2 separate regions of the Homo sapiens genome follow, and region 2 is linked to region 1. A link is a contact called in ENCODE Hi-C data. All regions are on one chromosome and are shown on one strand. The core of a region is the stretch at or near the end of the contact, and the rest is flanking DNA. Distances in the headings are between cores, read along the strand shown. Region 1 overlaps NTNG2 (netrin G2). Region 2 overlaps TTF1 (transcription termination factor 1).

Evidence for each region. Hi-C counts contacts between places; a loop is a spot of excess contacts on that map. Pooled maps may share reads with other maps.
Region 2: a pooled map shows a loop between it and region 1 (11-fold over the local background). The contact joins two enhancer-like sites. A Hi-C loop is called at or near these places in 2 of 37 single-sample maps with no recorded cell type and 4 of 50 pooled maps.

Annotation. Positions count from the first base shown.
Region 1 is chr9:132,240,824-132,244,211 of GRCh38, forward strand. It overlaps NTNG2 (netrin G2), which reads left to right. Exons shown (of 8, transcript NM_032536.4): 7 at 87-221; 8 at 1,053-3,388. The coding sequence ends at 1,288. Among named protein-coding and RNA genes, the nearest start is that of NTNG2, 80 kb to the left of the region's middle. RefSeq lists silencers at 207-696, 847-896, 1,367-1,436. Within about 2 kb of position 1,593, at least 15 of the 41 ENCODE cell types and tissues checked have a DNase peak (open chromatin) inside an H3K27ac peak, as active enhancers do.
Region 2 is chr9:132,380,333-132,383,993 of GRCh38, forward strand. All of the region lies in intron 9 of TTF1 (transcription termination factor 1), which reads right to left. Among named protein-coding and RNA genes, the nearest start is that of TTF1, 25 kb to the right of the region's middle. RefSeq lists enhancers at 1,929-2,088, 3,506-3,555. Within about 2 kb of position 1,844, at least 6 of the 41 ENCODE cell types and tissues checked have a DNase peak (open chromatin) inside an H3K27ac peak, as active enhancers do.

The DNA.
Region 1 (3,388 bases), core at 343-2,842:
TCCCTGCGAGGCCGGGAGAGTGGGGGTCCGAGAAGACGGCGCCCACACGTAGCCCTGACCGCGCGCCCGTGCCCGTGTCCGTCCAGAGTGTAACTGCAACCAGATAGGCTCCGTGCACGACCGGTGCAACGAGACCGGCTTCTGCGAGTGCCGCGAGGGCGCGGCGGGCCCCAAGTGCGACGACTGCCTCCCCACGCACTACTGGCGCCAGGGCTGCTACCGTGAGTGCGCGCCGTCCCCCGTGGGCGGGGCCTGCGGAAAGGGGACGGGGCAGGACCGAGGCAGTGGGCGGGGCCTAGTGGGACGGGGCAGGGGCGGTGGACTGGGCCTAGCAAGACGGGGCAGGGCCGGGGAAGTGGGTGGGGCCTAGTGGGACGGGGAAGAGGCGGTGGGCGGGGCCTCGCGAGACGGGGCAGGGCCGGGGCAGTGGGTGGGGCCTAGTGAGAGCGGGGCAGGGTTGGGATAGTTGGCAGGGGCCTGGTGAGATGGGGCCGACCCGGGGGCGGTGGACGGGGCCTAGCGAGACGGAGCTGGCAGGTGGGCGGGGACAGGATGCTGCTGAGGTCCGGGGCCGGGCCGAGGGGCGGGTCCAAGAGCTCGGGGCGGGGCCTGATGCGACCTGAGGCACGGTGGTGCCTGGTGGGAACTACGAGAAAGACCGAGCTGGGGTTGGTTGGAAAGGTATTTGCGGGGACAGAGGGAGGGAGGCTGTCCAAGTCGGCGTTAGCCGCGGGCACAGGGTGAAAGGAGGCTCCAGGCGCGTGGAACAGCACGTGCACAGCTCTGGAGACTGCAGGCGCGTCTGAAGAACAGCACCGAGGCCAGTGGGGCGGGGAGAGAGGGGCAGCGGTGGGAGGCAGCCGGGGGCCAGATCTCGCCCGGGCGCCGTCACCCTCCGAGGGGGGACGTTTCGCACCCAGCGCGCCTGGAGCCTCCTACATCCCCGGCCCAGACGGCGCCCCCGGGATCTCGCACACCCTGCTTCGCAGGAGCTCGGAGGTTGGCGGGGGGACCGGGCCACCCCCCGTGCTGACCGCCCCCTCCGCCTGCAGCCAACGTGTGCGACGACGACCAGCTGCTGTGCCAGAACGGAGGCACCTGCCTGCAGAACCAGCGCTGCGCCTGCCCGCGCGGCTACACCGGCGTGCGCTGCGAGCAGCCCCGCTGCGACCCCGCCGACGATGACGGCGGTCTGGACTGCGACCGCGCGCCCGGGGCCGCCCCGCGCCCCGCCACCCTGCTCGGCTGCCTGCTGCTGCTGGGGCTGGCCGCCCGCCTGGGCCGCTGAGCCCCGCCCGGAGGACGCTCCCCGCACCCGGAGGCCGGGGGTCCCGGGGTCCCGGGGCGGGGCCGGCGTCCGAGGCCGGGCGGTGAGAAGGGTGCGGCCCGAGGTGCTCCCAGGTGCTACTCAGCAGGGCCCCCCGCCCGGCCCGCGCTCCCGCCCGCACTGCCCTCCCCCCGCAGCAGGGGCGCCTTGGGACTCCGGTCCCCGCGCCTGCGATTTGGTTTCGTTTTTCTTTTGTATTATCCGCCGCCCAGTTCCTTTTTTGTCTTTCTCTCTCTCTCTTTTTTTTTTTTTTTTTCTGGCGGTGAGCCAGAGGGTCGGGAGAAACGCTGCTCGCCCCACACCCCGTCCTGCCTCCCACCACACTTACACACACGGGACTGTGGCCGACACCCCCTGGCCTGTGCCAGGCTCACGGGCGGCGGCGGACCCCGACCTCCAGTTGCCTACAATTCCAGTCGCTGACTTGGTCCTGTTTTCTATTCTTTATTTTTCCTGCAACCCACCAGACCCCAGGCCTCACCGGAGGCCCGGTGACCACGGAACTCACCGTCTGGGGGAGGAGGAGAGAAGGAAGGGGTGGGGGGCCTGGAAACTTCGTTCTGTAGAGAACTATTTTTGTTTGTATTCACTGTCCCCTGCAAGGGGGACGGGGCGGGAGCACTGGTCACCGCGGGGGCCGATGGTGGAGAATCCGAGGAGTAAAGAGTTTGCTCACTGCTGCCTCCACGGCCTGTTTTCTTTCTGTGTTGGGGACGGTGGGCAGGTGTGGGGCTTACAGAGGAATCCACAACACAGCCTTAAAGAAACGGTTTCCCTACTGGGGCCACCATTTCCCTGGGCCTTTCTGTGGATTCCAGCAGGCAGTGCCCCCTCCCCGCAGGCTTGGCTGGCAGAGTTTTCCACCCCGCGGCCAGGCTGCAGGTGCCCCACCTGTTAGGAGCCTCCCCACACTGAAAGGCTGCCTCCCTCCTTTCCCAAAAAAGAAATCCGGAGTGTATTGGCCCTTTTCTACAGAAGTCCAAGGGAAATGACTCAGGGAGAATCCTAGCAGAGGTTGAATCCAATGCTCTGATTTATACTGTGTCTCGGTGGCCACCTCCGATGGATGTGTCATCTCAGACCTGTTGCAGCCGGAGCCTCAAGTCCAATATCAGATGAAGCTGAACCCACAATTCGGCCACCGCCTCCTTCCAGAGTTTCAGATGGCCAGGTGGGCAGAGGCGGGCAGTGCAGAGACCCCAGACGTGCCGGCCCTGTCCTCCCTACCTTCTCAAGATTAGGAAGGGGTGCTGGAGGGGACAGGGGCAGCTTGGGAGTGGTGAGGAAGCTCCTAGATTCGGGGCTCATCCCCTGGGGCCTCTGATTCAGAGGATCCAGCAGTTCTCCCATCTCCGCTTGGTGTCTCCAGCCCTGGGGCCACACTTCCCCCTCGGTCCAGCCTCCTGTCCACCTATGTTTATTTCAGAGCAGTGCCGGGGGTCCGGTCCTGGTTGCTAACTGCTGCCACTGCTCCACCTGCAGGTGCTCCCAGCACTGGCTTCTGCCACCACACCTGTTCTTTCCCAGCTGCGAGGTTTAGACCTGGGTCCTTCCCTTGAGTCCCCAAAGCTAAGCTAAGACCAAGTGGAACAAACTTGGCCTTGGGGACAGCAGGAGATTACAACACAGAAAAGGAGGGGGAGGCACAACGGGACACTGCATAGGACTCACAGTGTCCCGAGCCCACACACCAGCCCCTCCTGGCCTCCTCTCTCTGCTCCCACCCCCAGCACCCTGCTGACCCGGAAGTGCCTTCCGACAGGCCCTGCATCCTCCTGCAGCTGGCCCATCTCTACCCTCACATTCTTCCTTACGCACAGAACCCCACTGCCTGGGACCCAAAGTGCCCAGATAAAATAAAACACCTCTCTGGGGCTTCTTGTGGATAGGAGTGGCCAGGGGACACAGCTCTGGGCAGTGAGATGTAAGCAGGACTGATGGGTGGGCTTCCAGAAAGTTCTTAAAAGTCATCCCTTCCTCCACGCCCCACAAAGCCTCAGTTGTCCAAGTTTGTGGCTCTGGTTTTTCTCTCTCATCCCTCCCTCTGCTCTTCAGTCAGCA
Region 2 (3,661 bases), core at 594-3,093, 140 kb after region 1:
CCTCCCAAAGTGCTGGGACTACAGGCATGAGCCACTGCACCTGGCCCATTATCTCCTTTAGCCTTCCTGACAGCCTATTAAACCATAATGCAGATGAGGAAACAAAGGCTCAGACAAATAGGGAACAACTGCCCACAGACTTTAAGTGGAGTCCCTGGACTCTATGCCAAATCTGTCTCACTCTGAAACCCCAGCTCTACGGCAGCCTGTGCCTTTTCCCTTCCCATAATGCTGTGCGCCCAACATGCTGCAGACCCAAGCCCATGCTTCAGGAAGCAACAAGAACTGATCTGGACGTTTTAAAACCAAGCAAGTGTTACACCTCATTAGGTGGAGATGCTATCCTTAAATCCTGCCTATATAATTCACAAAGTCTTTAAGAATCTGAGGAGACTGAACCTTCAATATAATTTTTACCATTTTGTTATTAAAACTTTGAGAGTACGTAGTATTTCAAATAGTATTTGACTAGATGCCATAATCTCTATCTTAGAGTTTTGAGATTCGTAAATCTGAAATAGGTAATCAGTTCATCAGTTACCCCCTACCTGGATTTTGTGGGGCCCTTTTATTTATTTTTATTTAATTTATTTTCTTGAGACAGGGTCTCACTCTGTCACCCAGGCTGGAATGCAGTGGCGTGATCTCGGGTCACTGCAACTTCTGGCTCCCAGGCTCAAGCGATCCTCCCACTTCAGCCTCCAGAGTAGCTGGGACAACAGGCATGTGTCACCACGTGCAGCTTAATAATCAGTTTTTAAACATGTAATTTTATTTAAAACCATAAAAACCCATTTTAGTTTTAAAAATCATGTGATCTGAAGAAATGTCACAAAGCATACACAAATTTAATGGAAAAGCTGAATTTTTTTTTTTTTTGAGATGGAGTCTGGCTCTGTGGCCCAGGCTGGAGTGCAGTGACGCAATCTCGGCTCACTGCAACCTCCTCCTCCTGGGTTCAAGCAATTCTGCCTCAGCCTCCCCAGTAGCTGGGATTACAGGTACCTGCTACCACGCCCAGCTAATTTTTGTATTTTAGTAGAGATGGGGTTTCACCATGTTGGGCAGGTTGGTCTCAAACTCCTGACCTCAAGCAATCCACCCGCCTTGGCCTCCCAAAGTGCTGGGATTACAGGCGTGAATCACCACGCCCGGCCGAAAAGTTGAATTTTTAAAAAGTGGTTTGACATTATAAAGGGCTTTGTCAATGTAAGTCGTTCTCAAGATGGGAGCTGGTGGGGTGCACATCAGCGTCACCTCCTTCAAAGCACCTGGCACCCTCCCTGCTTGGGGCCTATGATGCTGAAGAGTGGGCACCCTGCCCCTCAGATGAGCTAGAAAAGAAAAGACTTTGGGACCACGGCATGTATCTGTGAGTCCTGGCAGGGCCTGGACTAAGAATTTCCAATTCTCCACATTCAAGAAGGAAGAGACGGATTGTCCTTTCTTGTTTGGTTATAATCCCAAACCATAAATAACTAACCACCAGAACCAGTTTAAACCCTCCCTAATGGTTCCGCAGAATATTGACTAGAAACAAAACAAAATCTTTCCTAATGGACCAATGGCGACCTCACACCAGTAGCCACACTTCTGGAAGTCAGCCAGGCTGCAGCAGCCTCACCCCACTGTCTACCTTCCAAAACCAAAGGCCAAACAATCCCTCAACATCCCTGCATCTGAAAGTCACTGATCCCCGAGCCCCATGATGCTCGGCAACACGTAGAGGGCCTGTGCTCTGCAGCCCAGCTCTCCCTTGCGTAGCAAGCAGTAAGTTGAGATATCGAGAGTGGTGGGCCCTCCAATCGCAGGAACTGATTAAAATGCAAGAGCTATGTGCAGTGAAGGCTCACAGTGAAGGGAAAGAGAGACAGCTTATAAACACAAGAGCCATGTTCAATCTCACTTCTCACATGAGAAATGCAAATGAAAACCACAAGGAAACTGACAGAAGCTTAAAGAGGAACAGGATCTTTATATAGTCTTAAAATGTCTTCCCACAGCCATTTCTTACCACCAAAGGAAGAACCAGTATTTTTATACAGTGGGGAAAAGAGGCAGATGCTGCCTTAGCTAAATAATAAAAAAAAGTCAAAACGAGAATTATGTACCTTGTGACGTAATGCAGTGATAGCAAACATCAGGAATATGCTGTACTCCTGCCCGAAGGACACAGCCTGAATCTCCTCAAGAGGAAATACCAGACAAGTGCCAACTGCGGACATTCTACAAAACACCTAGCCTGTATTCCTCCAAAATTTCACTACCATCAACAGCAAAGATGGACGATCTTCATAGATTAAAAGACAGTAAGGAAGGCCGGGCATGGTGGCTCACGTCTGTAATCCCAGCACTTTGAGAGGGATTAAGGCCAGGAGTTCAAGCATAGCCTGGGCAACATGGCAAAACCCCATCTCTACTAAAAATACAAAAAAAAAAAAAAAAAAAAAAAGTCAGGTGTGGTGGCTCACGCCTGTAATCTCAGCAATTTGGGAGGCTGAGGTGGGTGGATCACTTGAGGTAAGGAGTTTGAGACCAGCCTGGCCAACATGGTGAAACCTTGTCTCTATTAAAAATACAAAAATTAGCCAGGTATGGTGGCAGGTACCTGTAATCCCAGCTATTCAGAGGCTGAGACAGGAGAACTGCTTGAACCCGGAAGGTGGAGGTTGCAGGGAACCGAGATCACGCTGTTGCACTCCAGCCTGGGCAACAAGAGTGAAAATCCGTCTCAAAAAAAAAAAAATTAACTAATTAAAAAAAAAACTAGCCAGGCAGGGTGGTGCATGCCTCTAATTCCAGCTATTTAGGTGGCTGAGGCACAAGAATTGCTTGAACCTGGGAGGCAGAGGGTGCAGTGAGCTGAGATCACACCATTGTAACTCCAGCCTGGGCAACAGAGTAAGACTCTTGTCTTCAAAAAAAAAAAAAAAAAGGACACTAAGGAAATGGAACAATTATTAAAGGGGGAAAATGCTATCAAGGACATTACTGGGACAACTGGTGAAATCTGAATGTGGACTATGTTTTAGAGGGTGTACTATATCAATGTGAAACTTCCTGATTCTCGATTGTACTATGGTTATGTAAAATAACATCCTTGCTTGGGAAGTGGTATCTGCCACTAACTCTTGAATGGTTATGGGAAAAACCGTATTCCCTTGGAGGAGGGAGAGAGGGATGATAAAGTGAACGTAGCAGAATGTTCAGAAGAGGCGACTATGGGTAAAGGGGATGCGGGGTTCTTTCTGTTACTCTTGCAACTTGTTTAGCTTTTTGAAGCCTTTAAGAGACTTTGCATACATTTCATTTGCCTTTCTTGGGTGTCTTCGGTGGCAGGTGGGCTGGAGGGAGGGCTGGTCTGATTTATTTGGTCCAGAGCACAGAGACTGGAAGTCTCGAATAAACACACACATTGCAGCTTTCCTGTTCTGTGGCGCTGGCACACCACCCTGCAACCACGCAGTGTTTCCTCACCCAAGACTGTATCTTGGCGCTTTCTTTGCCCCACCACCGAGGGGCTTTCTCATGATTTTTTGTAGCTATAAAGAATGTCACTATATGGGTAAAATACATATATAGCCAGTCCCCTATTAACAGGCCTTTTGCAGTCAGTTACTCTGTATACAAGTCATTTCATGTATGTGTGAAGTTGTTTTGT